Regions from separate parts of the Homo sapiens genome. Here regions 1 and 2 are each linked to region 3. The links are chromatin loops, found by intact Hi-C in ENCODE. Cell type or tissue: sigmoid colon. All regions are shown on one strand.

What was found. A loop is a pair of places that touch in the nucleus more often than their neighbours do. Peaks named below come from ENCODE experiments on the same cell type or tissue, not always from the same donor. Only the 100,000 strongest peaks of a DNase experiment are listed, where the experiment ranks them.
Region 1: a loop joins it to region 3, with 2.4 times the contacts of the local background. A loop is called at or near these places in 2 of 110 quality-filtered maps.
Region 2: it touches region 3 in a loop (8-fold over the local background); 3 of 110 quality-filtered maps call a loop at or near these places.

What each region holds. Positions count from the first base shown.
Region 1 is chr2:18,790,456-18,792,955 of GRCh38, reverse strand. The region is part of intron 4 of LOC105373456 (a long non-coding RNA gene); the gene reads right to left. Among named protein-coding and RNA genes, the nearest start is that of NT5C1B-RDH14, 200 kb to the right of the region's middle. In sigmoid colon, no CTCF peak of the experiment used is centred here; DNase peaks (open chromatin) are centred at 625, 1,255 and 1,585.
Region 2 is chr2:18,975,198-18,977,697 of GRCh38, reverse strand. The region is part of intron 5 of LOC105373456 (a long non-coding RNA gene); the gene reads right to left. Among named protein-coding and RNA genes, the nearest start is that of LINC01376, 51 kb to the left of the region's middle. In sigmoid colon, no CTCF peak of the experiment used is centred here; DNase peaks (open chromatin) are centred at 787 and 1,117; H3K4me3 peaks cover 594 bases; H3K27ac peaks cover 1,374 bases.
Region 3 is chr2:18,888,636-18,891,135 of GRCh38, reverse strand. All of the region lies in intron 4 of LOC105373456 (a long non-coding RNA gene), which reads right to left. Among named protein-coding and RNA genes, the nearest start is that of LINC01376, 140 kb to the left of the region's middle. In sigmoid colon, no CTCF peak of the experiment used is centred here; a DNase peak (open chromatin) is centred at 965.

The sequences.
Region 1 (2,500 bases), 98 kb after region 3:
CGCGCGCGCAGTGGGGCAGAGCAGCTCCCTTTCTAGGGTCTGGGCACACTTTGCTGCAGGAGCCTTTCCAGTAGGAAGACTCAGACAAGCAAGCCCAGCTCAGGTTTCATGAGGCTTCATCTTGTCTGAAGGCTGGTCACAGAGCAAAGTCGGGTATATTTCAGAGGCTGATTAAAGCTCTCACAAATGCCAGCTTCTATAGTTTCAATAACTATTAATTTAAAGAATATATTTGCCTGGAAAAAAAAAAGAAAAACATTGCAAACCATTCCTGTTTTATCGCCGAGAGGGTCCTTCCTCTGCACAGATTCTTTCCTTCATCATGAAGTGAGCAAGTCTGAGCTGGACAGTTATCAAGGTGGGGCAATTATAGGAACTGGGGCCAGCTTCTTCCAATTAGGTAACTGTGCACAGACCTTTGCCATGGTGACAGCAAAAAAACTACCGCTCAATCCCCCATTCCCACTGTTCAAGTGATAAATGACCCTCAGGCTTCTCTCCCCAAAGCCAAGCAAGGCCTGTCTCTGGACAAAGGCCAGGGAAAACAGAAAAAGATTTATAAGAGCCAAAAGCAGGGTGAAGAAGAGCTGCAGGGCATAGGGGAAAGACCAGTGAGAAAACATGGTGCGTTTTAGTAGCTGCATGTTACTTTATGAGGACTGGGTTGGGTCAGAGGGGGAGTTGGGGATCTGGCGAAGAATAAGTGGCCATAGTTAAATAGCCAGGCTGGGAGAGCTCTGTTGGCCCTGCTCTTTGGAAAGAGGGAGCTCCGGACTGCAAATCTCAGCCTGGCTCTTTCCTTCACCCCAGTTCTTTCTAAACAGACACCACTAAAGGAATGTATTTAAAACTAAGGAGACAAATGGAGACAGAGAAAGAGTGGTCATGTACTGCTGAGATTAAAAGGCATGATGGTACAATTAAAGATATTTACCAGAGAAATTTGAGCCCCATTACATGCTGGCGTACAGTATGTGAAGAAGAACTGTTTTATATCATTAAAGACAAAAACCAGGTCTATAGGTAAGCTTTAAGAACAATAAACATCCTGAATTCAAGAATAAGTCTGTCAAATGAAGGGATATTGATTTTGGAACAAGGAATATTATGTCAAACAACATTAGTTTAATTGATCTGAATTTAGTTTAAGTACTAAAAGCATTTATATACAAACAGCAAATGAAAATTAACTGCAGCTGAGTCTTGCTGCTTGTTCTCAGGGGTGCGGCGCGGATGAGAACCTGGCACCGAGGAGGCCTGGTTGGAGTCTTGAACACACGGAAGAGCTGGGGTTTCTTCCCAGCACGACAATGAGGAAGGCAATGTGCTTTCTCTCAGAGGTAGGAACATTTAACACTGGCCCTTGACTTCTCAAAATACACAAATACTGTTTCTTGCTCTGGAGGAATTCATAAGAGAACAGGGGTGAGACAAGGAATGAGTCAGTCCCTGAGTACAAGAGAGGCTTCTGGTCCGGAGGTGAGTGAATGAGACAGTCCCTCCTCTGCCTCTGACTGCTTGGCCCCATCTGAACCAATGTCTTAATAAAGCCTGCCTTTGCTCTGCACAGAGCTCTCCCTTTCAGCTGCTGCCAGGCCCTCGGAGACCCAGGTAGAGGTTCCAGGAAAGTCGGTGGGCATGGGGCCAGAGACAGGACAGGTTCTCAAGAAACAGTACCAGCTTTAGTCCCTCCATGAGGGTAAAATGGAGAAATAATTCAAGAGTGCCCAAACCCACTCCTTTCTTGTGTTCTTGTTTTCTACTAAGAAAAAGGAAAGAAAGGAAAGAGAGAAAAAAAGAAGGAAGGAAGGAAGAGAGAGAGACAGAGAAAAAAGAGAGAGAGAGAAAGCAAGCAAGCAAGCAGGGAGGGAGGGAGAGAGGGAAGGAAGGAGGGAAGGGGAAGGGGAAAGGGAAGGGGAGGAAGGAAGGAAAGAACCACTTTTTTTTTTTAAATCTCTTCCCACATTGATCCCATAGAACTCACTCTGGGATGGATCTTGAGAATGTTCAGGAAGGGCTCAGCGATAAACCCAGGGCAGAGATGCACATTTTCTATTTTGTTACTAAAACTTCGTGTGCAAAAATAAGCGTGGTTTGGGGTTAGGCAAGGGAAAAGCCAGTGAACCCTTTGGAAGTGCATCAACTTGTCATAGGTCCATGTGAATGGCTGAGGGTGTGAAGACTTCACTATGTGTCAGACTCATTATTTAATGTCCAGTCAGCTTAGGAGCCAACCATGTTTCCACTTTGTTTTCCAAAGGCCTGACAAAGGCCCTGGGGTGTTATTTTGTTTACATATTGCCACCTGTGTACTCTCTCTGAAAGCCAAATCTCCACTCCAAGATCAAAGGGCAGCTGAGTCTTGGACCATTAAGTGGAGCTGGAAGAAAGATCTCTCCACCTCCAGCCTTCAGCTTTCACTCAAACCACAGATTGTTCTATGTTGTAAGATTTATAGCTTTGCTTGTGAACATGATCACAAAAACCAACAGAAATAGCC
Region 2 (2,500 bases), 87 kb before region 3:
AGGACAAGTAAGTAAAGCCAAATGTTAACCGAAATGTCTCCCAGTTGGGTCAGAGTCTGAACATCCCCCTGCAGTGTAAACACTCCAGCCTTGTGCCCAGGAATTACAATGTGGGCCAAGGACTAACTCACAGCTTTCGGTGCCCAATCAGCATGCAGTTAAAACAACTAAAATAACATGACATAAAGACACAAGACACGTTGAAAAACAAACTCTTACACACACATGACAAAGAAAAATACTTGATATTAAACAGCCCCAAATTATCTTCTATTAACAGCTCAATTCTATTGGTAGCCCACCACACTGATGGCTTGAAATCTTCCAGCACTCATTTAAGAGTCTCAGGGAGTCTGATTTACTTCTCAATGGCCCATTCATCCTTTGAACGTTTACTCTGTAGCCTGTGCAGTTATAACCTAAGCTGGATTTCATACATGAAAACTGACCTCCAGCACCCAATATTTTTGCCAAGTCTCAGTGAAGGCTCTTGGAATAATTTAGAGTTTGCCATAATGACAAGTTTAAGATTCAATTAATAAGTGTAGTAATTTATTTTTACTATGTTTGTAAAATGGCTTTAGCCCAACTAATTTCACTCCCCTTCACAGCCAAAAGGCCTAAGATAGCAACGATGATCCTCGCAGCAACACACAACAGGGCAGTTCGCTCTTGGTTGTTTAATGCCACGTCAAACACAAAGATTTCTACAGGACTCAGATGGAGACATTTCTCTCTTGCCTTAGTTTGGGCAAAAAATTGATGTCCTTCAGATAGCTGTAATGGATGGTGAGGACGGCAGAGAGTAATCAGGCCCAGCCCGAGGCAAATGCCAAAAGTTTCCCAGAAGGATAAATCTTGTTTCCTGCCTTACTTCACAGAATTAAGCCTTAAACAAGTCATGTTCTGTGGCTTGGATGCTGTGTTTATATCAGCTTTGGCTCCCTGGCTTGTGGTTGGGAACATTGTATTGGTCTGTAACTCAGGAAGGTTTTCCTGAAGCAAGAAATCACTATGTCGGTATCTTTATCTCCCATTCCATTTTATTTGTTCTATTAATACTGGCAAACGAGCTCTGAATGGTAAGTGGATTCATAGGAGACAGTGACATTGACCAGGTGCAGCTCGCAAAGCCAATGATTTAGCGCTCTGTTTCGGTAACCGTCTTTCCCAGGAGTTGTATGAAAGATGCCTCTTCATAAAGGATTTCGTTTTGGAAAATAATAACAGCACCTCATCTGTGCATGGCTCATTCTCGGTAGGTTCAGGAAAAAATCTTTTCTGTGGAGTTCAGGGTAGGCTGAGACCTTGTGGTCTCTCAGTGTCTTAAATGAAACCAAATCCTCTGGGGAGTGCATTCATTTATGGTTAGTAACAGGCGACTTCCTGTTTCGAAGCAAAATGGGCTTGAAGAGGCTTATAAAAAAGACTCAAAAGGTTTCTTGGACATCAAATGACTCTAGTAAAACATTTCGATGAGTTAAGTGTAAATGTACCAGCAGCATACGGATTAAATTCCCTTCTAAATAAACATTAACAGAGAACATGTTTGGCAAAATGCATTTTGAGTTTTGCAAAACTGAAAACATTTGAAAAAGGAGTGTGAGATATTTGATGAACTCAGAAAGCAGCCGGATTGCCCATCCCATACTTGAATATTGTCTTTGGATGTTCTGCAGATGTCAAATAAATTAGGATGCAGATATTAAGACCAATGTCTGCTGCAGAAATGATCAGCTGCCTGTCAGTTAGGATGGCGTTTTTGTGTATACCCTGTTCGTGTATGTGTGGCTGAACAGAGCCGTGGGGGACCTGTAACCCTTTCCTCACCTACAGGCATCCTCCCTTTCCTGGATTCAGTCCTGTAAGACCTTTTATTATTCACAGCTCTTCCATCTGTTTTGCTGCCTGTGAGATATTTTGGCTTCCAAAGAGGATTCCTGCTTTGCTATATATTTACAATGAAACTTTGGTGTCACCAGGCAGATGACAGCCTTGGCGTTGCTTGGGCCAAGGCCTTTTATCCAGAAGCCACTGTCCTCGTCAAGACTCTTATTATCTCTCACTATCTCTTTTTTCTGACATGCTCCCGAAACAAAATTTATGAATCCTTTGAGATGGTGGAAGTAACGACGGAACAGAAAAGATTAAGGGGAGAAACATTTTAAATGGGCCACCAACTACACTTGGTAACTATTAATAAATGTAGAAAAGAATCAAACGTTACTCTAAGGGTTGAGTTTTAGTGATCGTATCAATGGTGAAGCCACTGAATTAGAGAAGCACCTTTAGAAATCTTTTCCATTATTAAGTCTGATAGAGCAGGAAAGCACACCATTTGTATCCTTTTTATAAAGTATTTGACCCAGAATAACAAATAGTCATGTCACAGGGCAAATCTCATATGATTTGGATGCCATTACCTTGTAGTCTGTAACTACACTGACTTACGATCATTTTGGTTTTGAATGGTACTTGCAGAAAGTAGATTTGAAGAAAA
Region 3 (2,500 bases):
TATTTTGAATTACACATAGTTTTATTAAATTATATTATCAGACTGTGAGCTGTTTAAAAGGCCAGAACTATGCCTGATTAAATGCTACATCATCCAGCCTTGTTGCCATCATGGTAACGAGCATAATTCTGAAATGTCATTATGCCTATGCCTATGCCTAGTAAATCATAGGAAGAAAGTACATGCTTGCATAAAGAAAGATGGGTAACGAAATATATCTGAGTTGAATTTTTGTTATATACTTAGTTGTATCTTTGAAGAAAGGTATTATACAAAAGAAAAAATATTACTATCATGAATACAGCAGTTGAGTTTGGTGCATGTAAAATTTTCCCAGCAAAATACTTCTGGAGGTAAATCTTAGGTTGAAAATCTTGGATCTAAAAAGGCTTACCTCCAGCAGAACTTTGCTGGGAACATTTTACATGCACTAAACTCAATTATCTAATTTCATCTTCTCAACAATTCTGAGGAAGTGGTTACTATTCACGTATTACAGATGTGTAAACTGAAACGCAAAGTAGTTAAAATGCTGACTTGGAACTATATCAGTACTCATAAATTTAAATGCTTTGCTTTTCTCTCTGGTACAAGGAGTTAGCTGGAGAGGAAAAGGGCAAATAATATGACACAAGGTGCCAGAAAAGAACCCCTATACCATTATCTGTGCCCCTATCCTGCCCCTGATACGAGAAAACTATCAACTTTATGGAGGGAAGTAGTATGATTCTGTCTTAACCTCTAGCTTTTTCTTTGAGTTTGGGCCCTTCCTTTAAGGAGAGGGCCATGAACTCCCAGAGGTCCAAGAATTCCTCCTGCTCCTGGTCACTAGGCATGTCTTGGAGTAGGGATGATGGTGTATAAAACCCTACTGGCAAAGGAAAAAATATGACTCACGGTAACATGTTGATTTCCATTGGAGCAGCTGGAGAGAAACATGGTTTCTGCCAACATCCACTGACGTCTCTTTGTGCCAACCTCCCAAAATAGAAATCCCTGAGAGAAAACAGGAGCATCCCTCAGAAACACAAGAAGTCTGTCTGGGGTTTAGTTACATATAAAGATTATACACTGAGCATCTAGGCTTCTGCAGGCCCCGCCCTGTGCTGAATTCTCACCAGGACTCCCTTCTTCTGCCCTCAGTCATTCAGCAGCCAACAATGCTCTTGGTGATGGGTTTCTCTTAGAAATGCTTCCCATTCTAGAGAAATAAAGTACCACAAGCATGAAATTGACATTTTGGCAAGTAGTGCCATTTGCCACCTTTCATCTTCCCGCAGGTTTCATTTTATTTAAATTAAGTCTTTCTGGTGAACTGGGGCTATTAACCCACCAAAGTAAATAAGAACTACACACACCAAAGGTAAAACCTTAGGCAGAGACAATGGCATTGCTAGCTTATTTGCTATTCCAAGTGACATTTCCTCAGATGTTTGCCGCCCTGCTGTGCAAACATAGCTACACATGAAATAAAGTAAAAAGAAAAAAAAATTAAACAGCAGTTAGTGGTTGGATGTTATTTCCAGTTTGGAACCACTGACAGGCTAGCTATAGAAAACTCTTCCCTCTGTTATTACAAATAACAGTTTGTGGATGGTGAAAAGAAAACAGAACTGAATTTTCTTTTAACTTCAAGTACAGAAGCTAGTGTGCCTATCATTACCACCACATTACAATACATTATGGGAGAAGGTCATAGTAACTTTAGAGGGGTTATTTCCATCCATGTCTCTCATCCTCTCAAAATTGTTATACTGGGACCAGGCTGATGCCAAATGCAATGCTAAAGAAAACACACCAAGTTGAAGTGAGCTAATTAGAGAGAATAAGACAGAACCAAAAGGTCAATGCATAGGCCCCAATACTGAAACAGGTTTTTTGTTTTGTTTTGTTTTGATTTTTTTTGCCACAATGCACCCTGACAAAGCAGCGCAATAAACATCCCTGCTTCTCCACTTTCAGTTCTCCCTGTGTGCCCACTAATGATTTTCCTTTCTCCAAGGACCTATCCTTTATCTATCCTTTATCCAAGGACCATATTTGCGGTCATTGTCAATATCCATGGAATCAATCTAGCAGCAAATCAAATTCTTCCACCTCTGTCAATTCATAGAATTATGTTACTACCTCCTTGCACTGATGATGATGGTGATGATGATAGAAAATAATATCAATAAAACAGCTAATATTAGCAGTTTTCTACCTACCAGGGAATTTTCTTATTTAAACCACATAACTCTACAAGTTAGTGATTAGGTACTTTCTTTGTATTTTAGTTATGTGTCTAATTGCTGTCTTCAGATGGAATATACATGATGAAGGATCTGAGTTTACATAACCACAACCTTCAACCCTGTCCCTAGGTAGTCCCTAGTCAATGCAATGAAATAGAACAAATGTCCATGGGAGAGACTCACGTGTTTCAGAATACTTGGGGTATGGTGATCATATCTGCTCTAAATAACCAACAAAGATTACATCAAAACAATAAATATGCATA